2 separate regions of the Homo sapiens genome follow, and region 2 is linked to region 1. The links are chromatin contacts, found by Hi-C or POLR2A ChIA-PET in ENCODE. All regions are on one chromosome and are shown on one strand. The core of a region is the stretch at or near the end of the contact, and the rest is flanking DNA. Distances in the headings are between cores, read along the strand shown.

Evidence for each region. A loop is a pair of places that touch in the nucleus more often than their neighbours do. ChIA-PET counts read pairs that join two places held with the same protein, here RNA polymerase II (POLR2A). Pooled maps may share reads with other maps.
Region 2: a loop to region 1 is called in a map with no recorded cell type, with 10 times the contacts of the local background. The contact joins the promoter of SP140 here to the promoter of RHBDD1 in region 1. A Hi-C loop is called at or near these places in 1 of 37 single-sample maps with no recorded cell type and 5 of 50 pooled maps. POLR2A ChIA-PET finds 5 or more read pairs at or near these places in 1 of 52 experiments (CD4-positive, alpha-beta T cell).

What each region holds. Positions count from the first base shown.
Region 1 is chr2:226,833,568-226,837,831 of GRCh38, forward strand. RHBDD1 (rhomboid domain containing 1) reads left to right here and starts at 2,487. Exons shown (of 9, transcript NM_001167608.3): 1 at 2,487-2,520. RefSeq lists enhancers at 1,806-2,100, 1,940-2,009, 2,850-2,999 and a silencer at 2,270-2,799.
Region 2 is chr2:230,223,882-230,228,103 of GRCh38, forward strand. SP140 (SP140 nuclear body protein) reads left to right here and starts at 1,855. Exons shown (of 27, transcript NM_007237.5): 1 at 1,855-2,022. The coding sequence starts at 1,964. It also overlaps a transcript of SP110 not described here. RefSeq lists enhancers at 1,735-1,944, 2,175-2,224, 2,295-2,374, 2,395-2,444.

The DNA of each region.
Region 1 (4,264 bases), core at 1,237-3,736:
GATAAAAGTTAAAATTTATTTTATACCATTCAATGTCTCACATATTATGCACAATGTGCATAGTGCTGCCTCGTCTCATGATTAAGATATATACTTTCCAGCATTTAGAAATCATTGTTTTATATGGTAATGTAGTGATTACGTATATTTTAAGTTAAAGAATTTCTTCTGGCACTGATTCTTTGGTATTTTTAAGCCTTGCTCAGTGAAAGGATGCTGCTGCTGATTGCTTCATATGTTCATATTTAAGATATACAATTATTATCCAAGTGATATTTGTCAATTGAAATGGGATATGAGCATGTTACAACATGCTCATTTCAACAGAAACTTTTAAAAAACCCAGTCTGCTCAACAAATCACGTAGGACAAAAGAGAAGGTCATTTTTTAAAAGGTAGATATTTTTTTCTATCTGTTAAATGTCTTTTACCCCTTAAATGTCTATGAAAATTTTCACTGATATTTGAAACAGAACATAATTACCTAAGAATATTCTTAATCCGTATATATTTCTTACATTTTAACGAAATTATTGAATTGAGACTTCTTGATTTGTGGCTCCCTTAAAATCACCTCTGCATTTGATGTATTATACGGACAAGAAAATGATGCAATTATAGAAAGATGTAGAGAGTGATGGAGAATAGAAGATAAGATTAATATTAATTGAATGGATTCATATGATTGTGGTTCAGAAGGATAAATGAGGACTTCTTCCTTTTGAGAAATTACACATTTCCCCCTCTAGGGAAATACAGAAAATACCTCTATAGGCAATTTACTTTTCCCCGCATTCATTTGACTTTTCATGTCCAGAAATGCAGTTTCTCATTGTCAGTTGAGCTTTTGGAGGAGTATATTGTTTTTCTAGGAAAGAGGTAACTTATGAGTCTTAATGAACACGTACAATTTGCTAAGAATCTTCTTTGTCACTTGAAAGTCATATGTACACCCACACCTATGCATGAGCCACATTTTCACTTAAATTTCAAACTCCAAAATAAATATTTCTATGAAGAGTTTTAATACACAATGGCAAAAGATAAACTCTTCTGGTTTAGGCAGTTTTTGTTTTAGCAGACTATCTAAACACAGCTGCTACAACTTCCAATAAACAAAGAGTAACACTAAACCACCTGTATTCGGATACTCGGATTCCTTCTTGGAAAAAGAGCATCTTTACCCTAGCTATCAGAAAATTCCATACCAAATAGTAAGATTTTTTTTTTTTGAGATAGAGTCATGCTCTGTCGCCCAGGCTGGAGTGCATGGACGCGATCTCACTGCAACCTCTGCCTCCCGGGTTCAAGGATTCCCCTGCCTCAGCCTCCCGAGTAGCCGGGATTACAGGCGCCCGCAACCATGCCTGGCTAATTTTTGTATTTTTAGTAGAGACAGGGTTTCGCCATGTTGGCCAGGCTGGTTTTGAATTCCTGACCTCCGGTGATCCGCCCGCCTTAGCCTCCCAAAGTGCTGGGATTACAGGCGTGGGCCACCGCGCCAGGCCTGTTGTTGTTTTTTAAATAGAGACAAGGTCTCACTATGTTGTCCAGGCTGGTCTCAAACTCCTGAGCTCAAGCGATCCTCCTGCCTCGACCTCCCAAAGTGCGGGGATTACAGGCGTGAGTTACCGCGCCCGGCTGTAAGATAGTTTTTTCATATCCTATTAAATATATATAGCATTGCAACATTTAACTTAGCCTAACTCCTACAGCTAAACATAAAACTTGCTCCCGAGTAGCAAACAATTAAAATGGTATCAAATTATGTATTAATCGAAATTCTATTAACTGAAATATGAAACACCTAAAGCCCTCAAAATGGGCAAACGTTGCGTGGTGCAGTCCCAGACCCAAGCTTCTGGGAGTGAAAGGTGCACCCGCGACCTTGCCTTGCTGGCTGGCTCTGGGACTCTGCGATAAGCCGCCCTCCGGTTGTCTGCGATAGCTCCTGAAGCAGGAGAGTGTCTTTCCCACCCTCCGCCTAACAGGCGGTATCTGACCCTTCCAGGCAGCAGCTCCCCAGCCTCCGGCTGCGCTGGGGCCCGGAAGGACGAAGCTTCCCGGCAGAGAACCTGGGCAGAGGCGTCCGTTGGGTAGGCGGCCGCGACCCGCTCGCTGCTTCTCCCCTAGTCTTCGGGTCCCTTGAACGCAGGTCGCTTGTTTGCCTTACGCGTAGTCAGCGGCCAGTGGCTATTTATGGCAGTAAGGAATATTATCCACATTTCACATGGAGCTTAGAGGACAGGGCGAGGGTCCACACTCTCCTTACTGCGCTCTGCCGCGGTCCTGCCCCGCTGTGCCCTCGCGGCCCCCTTAGAGCCACTGCCGGCGCACGCGGTCTGCAGACAGCAGAGCGCGGGCGCGCACAACTAAGCATGCGCCGCGGCCGAGCCGTCCGCTTTAAGGCCCTCCCCTCCCGCACCCGGCCCCAGGAACCCGGGGCGCCCCGGATCGGGAACGTGCGTGATGACGCACGTGCGCGCGAAGACGTGGGGACGCAGGCGGGTCGTAGAGAGCGTGAGTTTCCGCGTCTGTTTGGTCCGGCTGCTGTCGTTGGTTGTGAGCGGCATCTCTCGCCGTTTCCCCGGGCTGCGGGAGCTGGCGGCCGGGCTGGGGCTGCTGGGCGGAGGTCGGCGCCTCCCGGGGGGCTAGGGCGAGGGAGGCATGGCGGGGCTGGAGGCACAGCCTCCCCGTCCGGGGCAAGTCCGAGAGCGGGGAGGGCGTTTCCTGGGGTAACTCCACCTGGGGTCTTGTCGAAGTTGCCGCATCTCCGCCGGACCGCACGGGAACGACGTGCCCACACTCGGAGGAAGGGGTTGGCGCTGAGCGAGTTTAAAGGGTTCCTTTTGAAAGCAGGAAGTTTGAAGTGACGTTGCATCAGCAACAGAGCATGCAGTTTCAGGTGCTCTCGGGACAGCTTTCAGTTTCTCAGAACAAGTCTAAGCCTCACCGCAGTAATAACTTTTATTAGAGGACAAAAAATCCGCCAAAGTAAACCCTTTCTGTCCAACCCCTAAAAACCTTTGGATAAACGTTTACAAGAAACGGATCACAGCCTTATTTGTTTTTCTAAACTGAGCATAAACTCTTTTGAAGACTCAGCGTTACTGTCAAAATGAATGAGTGCCTGCCTAGTTATGATTCAATTATCGAGGTGTTTGGGTCTCTGCAGTACACTCAGTGACTCCCAGGCTTTTCTTTTTTCTCTTTGAAATTGCTTATTAGAAGGCTTTATCTAATTTCTCACAGTTGTGTGTCTTTTTGAGGTAGTTCTAATAAACTTTAAAGGCTTCTGGTTTGCTGCAGGCCTGCCGTCGCTGTGGAAAGCAAGTATTCTTTCAAAGAAGAATAGAAGTGCATTGGTTTCTAAATAATCCCAGGACGCTAGGATCAGCATCACTTGGGAACTTCTTGGAAATGCACATTTTGGGGTCTTATCCCAAACTTACTGAATCAGAAATATATTTTAACAAGCCTTCCAGTTGATACCAATGCACCTGGACGCTAAAGTTTGAGAATTAATGGCGTAGTGATAACACCCATTGTGGAATCACATATAATGGAATTTGAATTGAAGTAATTCCTAGATGGAAAAACTTGGACATGTTACCTCACAGGGCTGGAATATGAAGATGCAAGAAAAATGTTTAACACAAAACACATAGAAAACCCTCAAAGATGTTATTAAGTAACTTATTAGAACTGCATAAAATAAGTACATAGTTTGTGCTGGAAGGATTCTTCAGCGGGGTAGATATGAGCTGTAGCGCATGGATATTGGGACTGCTGCTTAGAGGGTATTTTGTTTACCTCGGGATTCTCAATTCTGTGTAGTCAAGGTTGTTGGATGCAGGATATTCAGTTAAAAGTTAAAGCAGTGCATACTAATGCTATTGTGGTTGTAGGATTTTTAAGAATAGCATTAGTATTTATGTTGAAGAGTAGTTTTTAATTCTTTGGCCTTCTGATCTCTTCAGCTTTGTTTGGAGACAGTCTCTTTCTGCCACCCAGGCTGGAGTGCAATGGTGCAATCTTGGATCACTGTAACCGCTGCCTCCAGGGTTCAAACGATTCTCCTGCCTCAGCTTCCCAGGTAGCTGGGATTACAGGCGTCTGCCACCACGCCCAGCTAATTTTTGTATTTTTAGTAGAGACGGTTTCACCACGTTTGCCAAGCTGGTCCCGAACTCCTGACCTCAGGTAATCCACCTGCCTCGTCTTCAGTTTAGTTATACCTTCTTTGACCCAGAATTTGGTAAAG
Region 2 (4,222 bases), core at 605-3,104, 3.4 Mb after region 1:
CTTGGCCTAAATCTGGATGGGGGAACAGAGCCAGGAGGCAGGCCGGAGCCTTCTGACTCCACTGGTCACGTGGCAGTAAAGGAAGACATTGGGAACCAGAGATGGTCTGATGGTCCTACATATGCCTGGCCCAGGAATCCCTTACCCAGGAGAGGTTCTGTAGTGAGCATAGGGAAAAACAAGATAGTGGGAAATAGAACTGAAATTTCAGGCTATCCTTACCTGGGCTAATGCATGGTGTTGCAAAGTAGGGCTTTCTAGTAGTAGCAGCAGTACCCCTGAAGTACCAATCTTACCACCAGTCAGCTGAGGAACACCAATGGCCTTGTGCTTATAAGCAAAAGAAGCTGGCACATTTTCAAAAATGTCCAGTTCATTGGTGTCCTGGGTCTGCCTACTGCCTAAGGGCAGAGAGAAGAGAGAGAGGGGATGCTGGAGCAGGCGGTATAGTCTGTACCAGGCCTTGTTGGAGCCCCATGGAGACTGGGAGGAGAGGACAGCTGTGTCTAACAGAAGCCCAGCATACTTTTCCTTCTTGTTTTAAAGAGGGAGGGAGAGGGAGGGAGAGAGAGGGAGAGGGAGGGAGAGGGAGGGAGAGAGAGGGAGAGAGAGGGAGACAGAGGAGAGAGAGGACAGAGAGAGAGAGAGAGAGGAGAGAGAGAGAGATACTGGAAAAGGTGTCCTCATCAGTGTTCTAGAGTTTGTCTCAACCAGATTGGTGTTTGTTCCTTTGGTAGAAAGAAAGCAGAAGTGTGGAAGGGGTAGAAATTTCTTGCACTCTGTATTTTGCAAACTTATGTATGCAAATTTCCTTGCATATGTGTAATGAACCAGAAAAAGTAGGATTCAGGAGCACATGTTTTGGAAAAATACTGCTTTGCCTCTGGCTTTTCAATCCTCACTACTGTTCTGTCACTGGCCCTGGATTCTACCCATACCCTGGCTCTCATCAGCCCCCTGTCTTTGACCCATTTTTCTGCCTGGATTTCTAGTCCTGTGGTTATATTTTTTATATTTGCCCTTTGCTTCCATTTGTTTATCACTCGACTTTATGCTGATATAGTGTGTTTTTGTAAATTGTTTCAAATCCTTTACAGAATGAGGGCTGGGTATAAATGAAAAATTGTGTGCAAACATAAATGTAATACAGCTATCCTCCTGTATCATATTGTCCTTGAAGGTCTAGATAATCTCAGCTCCAAACCCTTTCCCCATCCAGTGAGAAGGCTGTCACTCTCCTCAAGATTTCAGTGAAATGGTTGAAGCTCATTTTTTTCCCAGTCACCCCTGGCTGCTGTTGTAAAGTGCCCACATATTTGAGAAAACTTAGAATTGCACCTCATTTCTCTGCCCAACCTCAGCACTTGCCTTTGGCTGGAGGAGTTGAGAGAGTTGTCTTTTACCTCTGTCTGCTTTCATGGAGTGCTAAGAGCATCTCCCCCACTTTCTAATGCATGCTATTTCAGTTCTCCCTGGCCCCATGTCCAAACACTGGGCCTAAGCCATCCAGCCCAGGCTCACTAAGGTGCATGGCCAGCCCTGGAGCCTGACTGAAGATTTGAAATGTCTGGTCTTCACTTGTCCTTCTCAGCCACCTCAGCAAGGGGTGGGGACAAATACAGAGTTTACTTCCTCCTCATGATGCCACCTTACCTCAAAACAACTTTGATCTGCTTGAGTTGAATGACTTTTCCACCCTCTTTCCTTGGCAGGAACAAGTGACCCTGTCTTCCGTGGCCTCGTGGGGCTGGCTCTGCTCCTCCTCCCTTGACTGAGAGACGTCATGGAGATTGGGTGGAGGGAGGACTGTAGAGTTGGTGCACCCACGTCAGCTAGTTAGGCAATTTCACTTTTCTTTTCCTCTTTGACTGAGCACCGAGGGGCAGTTGGCAGCTTCACCTCAGAGCTGCAGGAAGGAACGGGGCAGTGAAAATCGAATCGGGTGTGATCCTAGGCCAAGCTCATGGCCCAGCAGGGCCAGCAGGGGCAGATGGCAAGTGGAGACAGCAATCTCAACTTCAGGTGGGTCATCGTCTCCTTTCCCGTCTGTCCTTCATCTCTGGTAGGGTTCCCTTTCATACTTGTTATTTAATGTCTACCCAGCTTCACTCTACAGGTATACAATAGAATTCAGTTACAAATAAATAACGAGGCAATCAGATTTTTTAAATTGCAGGGATTGGCTGTTGGAGAAACTCAAGGATGCCGTGACTCACATCATCTTCCTATTCTCTTACATCTGCAAATGGCTGGACTGGAGCTGTTTGAACATCATGCCTGTTCTGAGGCTTTGTGTAGGATTGGATGATTCCCCGTGACCTCTGAACCCTCTCTTCTCCCCCAGGCCTCCTTTATCCCCACTCCAAAAGACAACTCTGTCTAAAAAGGATCTTTTTAGAAGAATTAAAATCCAAACGCCTGTCTGTTGTCACACTTTCCAGGCTGTGTAGTTGGGGACCGGTTCTGCTCTGAGCCCATCTATGTGGCTCTTAGCCCTAGAATCACTTCAGGATCTCTGAATACTTGGTAGGAGGAAGTGAAAGCAGATGAGACCCAACAAAAAAGGCAAGCAGGTAGAGAGTGAGTGCTGCTTCTGCTTTTTTTATTCTTCTGTTCTGGTATTTTTTACATATCTGGTCAGAGAAGCCTGGAAATCATCTTTAAAAAATGTAAGACAATGAGACCAGTCTGACCAACGTGGAGAAACCCTGTCTTTACTAAAAATACAAAATTAGCTGGGTGTCATGGTGTATGCCTGTAATTCCAGCTACTCAGGAGGCTGAGGCAGGATAATCGCTTGAACCAGGGAGGCAGAGGTTTTGGCGAGCCAAGATCACACCATTACACTTTAGCCTGGGCAACAAGAGTGAAATTCCATCTCAAAAAAAAAAAAAAAAAAAGACAAGTACATCAATACGGTCATTTCTTCTTATCTGTGGATTCTGTATCCATGGATCTAACCAACCATGAATGCAAAATATTTTCTAAAAATTAAAAACATAAATAACAACAATAAAAAGTAATATAAAAATTTAAAATACAGTATAACTATTTGTATAGCATTTACATTGTATTAGGTATTATAAGTCTAGAGATGATTTAAAATATACAGGAGGATGTGCATAGGTTATATGTAAATACTACACCTTTTATATCAGGGACTTGAGCATCCATGGATTTTGGTATCCATGGAGGGTCCTGGAACCAATTCCCCCTGGATACCAAGGGATGACTGTACATTCTTGATAAAAATGAAAATGTGTGGAATGTAAAAATGTATGGAAACTTGTCTAATTGGGACTCTGTGCTAAGGCTACTTCTGGCGCTGGTACAGCCCCAAGAAAGCAAAAGCTATTGCTATTATCAGCAGTAGTGGTGGCACCAGACTGGTTTTCAGTGCCCAGTGCCACCACTCCCAGACAGGCATCCCTGTCATCTCTCTTTCACTTGCTCTCTAGTGAAGGGAAGATGAGCCAGCGGAGCTCAAAGTCCAGCCAGCCCATGGTCACCAAGCAGGAAGAAGACGGCACTGAGAGGTGACAATGGGCTAATGCTAACCTCAAAGAATGAGTTAGGAAGTGTTGCCTCTGCTCTTATTTTTGGAGGAAATTGGGGAGGATGATGTCATTTCTTCCTTAAATATCTGGTAGGATTAGCTAGTGATACCATCTGGGCCTAGTACTTTCCTTTCTGGAGGGCTATTAATTATCGATTCAAATTTCTTTAATAGATGTAGGCCTATTCAGACAACCTATCTCTTGTGCAAGTTTTGGTTAGTTTGCCTCTTAAAGAATTTGTTCATTTCATCTGTGACCAAATTTGTAGGTGTAGAGTCCATAGTTTTCCTTTATTACCTTTCCATTGTCCATGGAATTCGTAGTGATGACCCTTCTTTCATTCTGATGATTTCCGTCTTCTCTATTTTTTTCTTTGTTAGGCTGGCTAGAGGTTTATTAATTAACTCTTTGAAAAGAAAATCAGCTTTTGGTTTCATTAAGTTTCTCGAATGTTTTCCTGTTTCAATTTTTTTAACTTCCACTTTAATTTTAATTTTTTTTCCTGCTTGCATCAGGCTTAAATTGCTCCTTTTTTCTCTAGTTTCCTCAGATGAAAGCTTAGATTATTGACTTAGATCTTTCTTCTTTTCTATTGTATGCATTTAATACTATACATTTCCTTCTAAGTGCTGCTTTTGTTGCATCCCATTCATTTTAATAAGTTG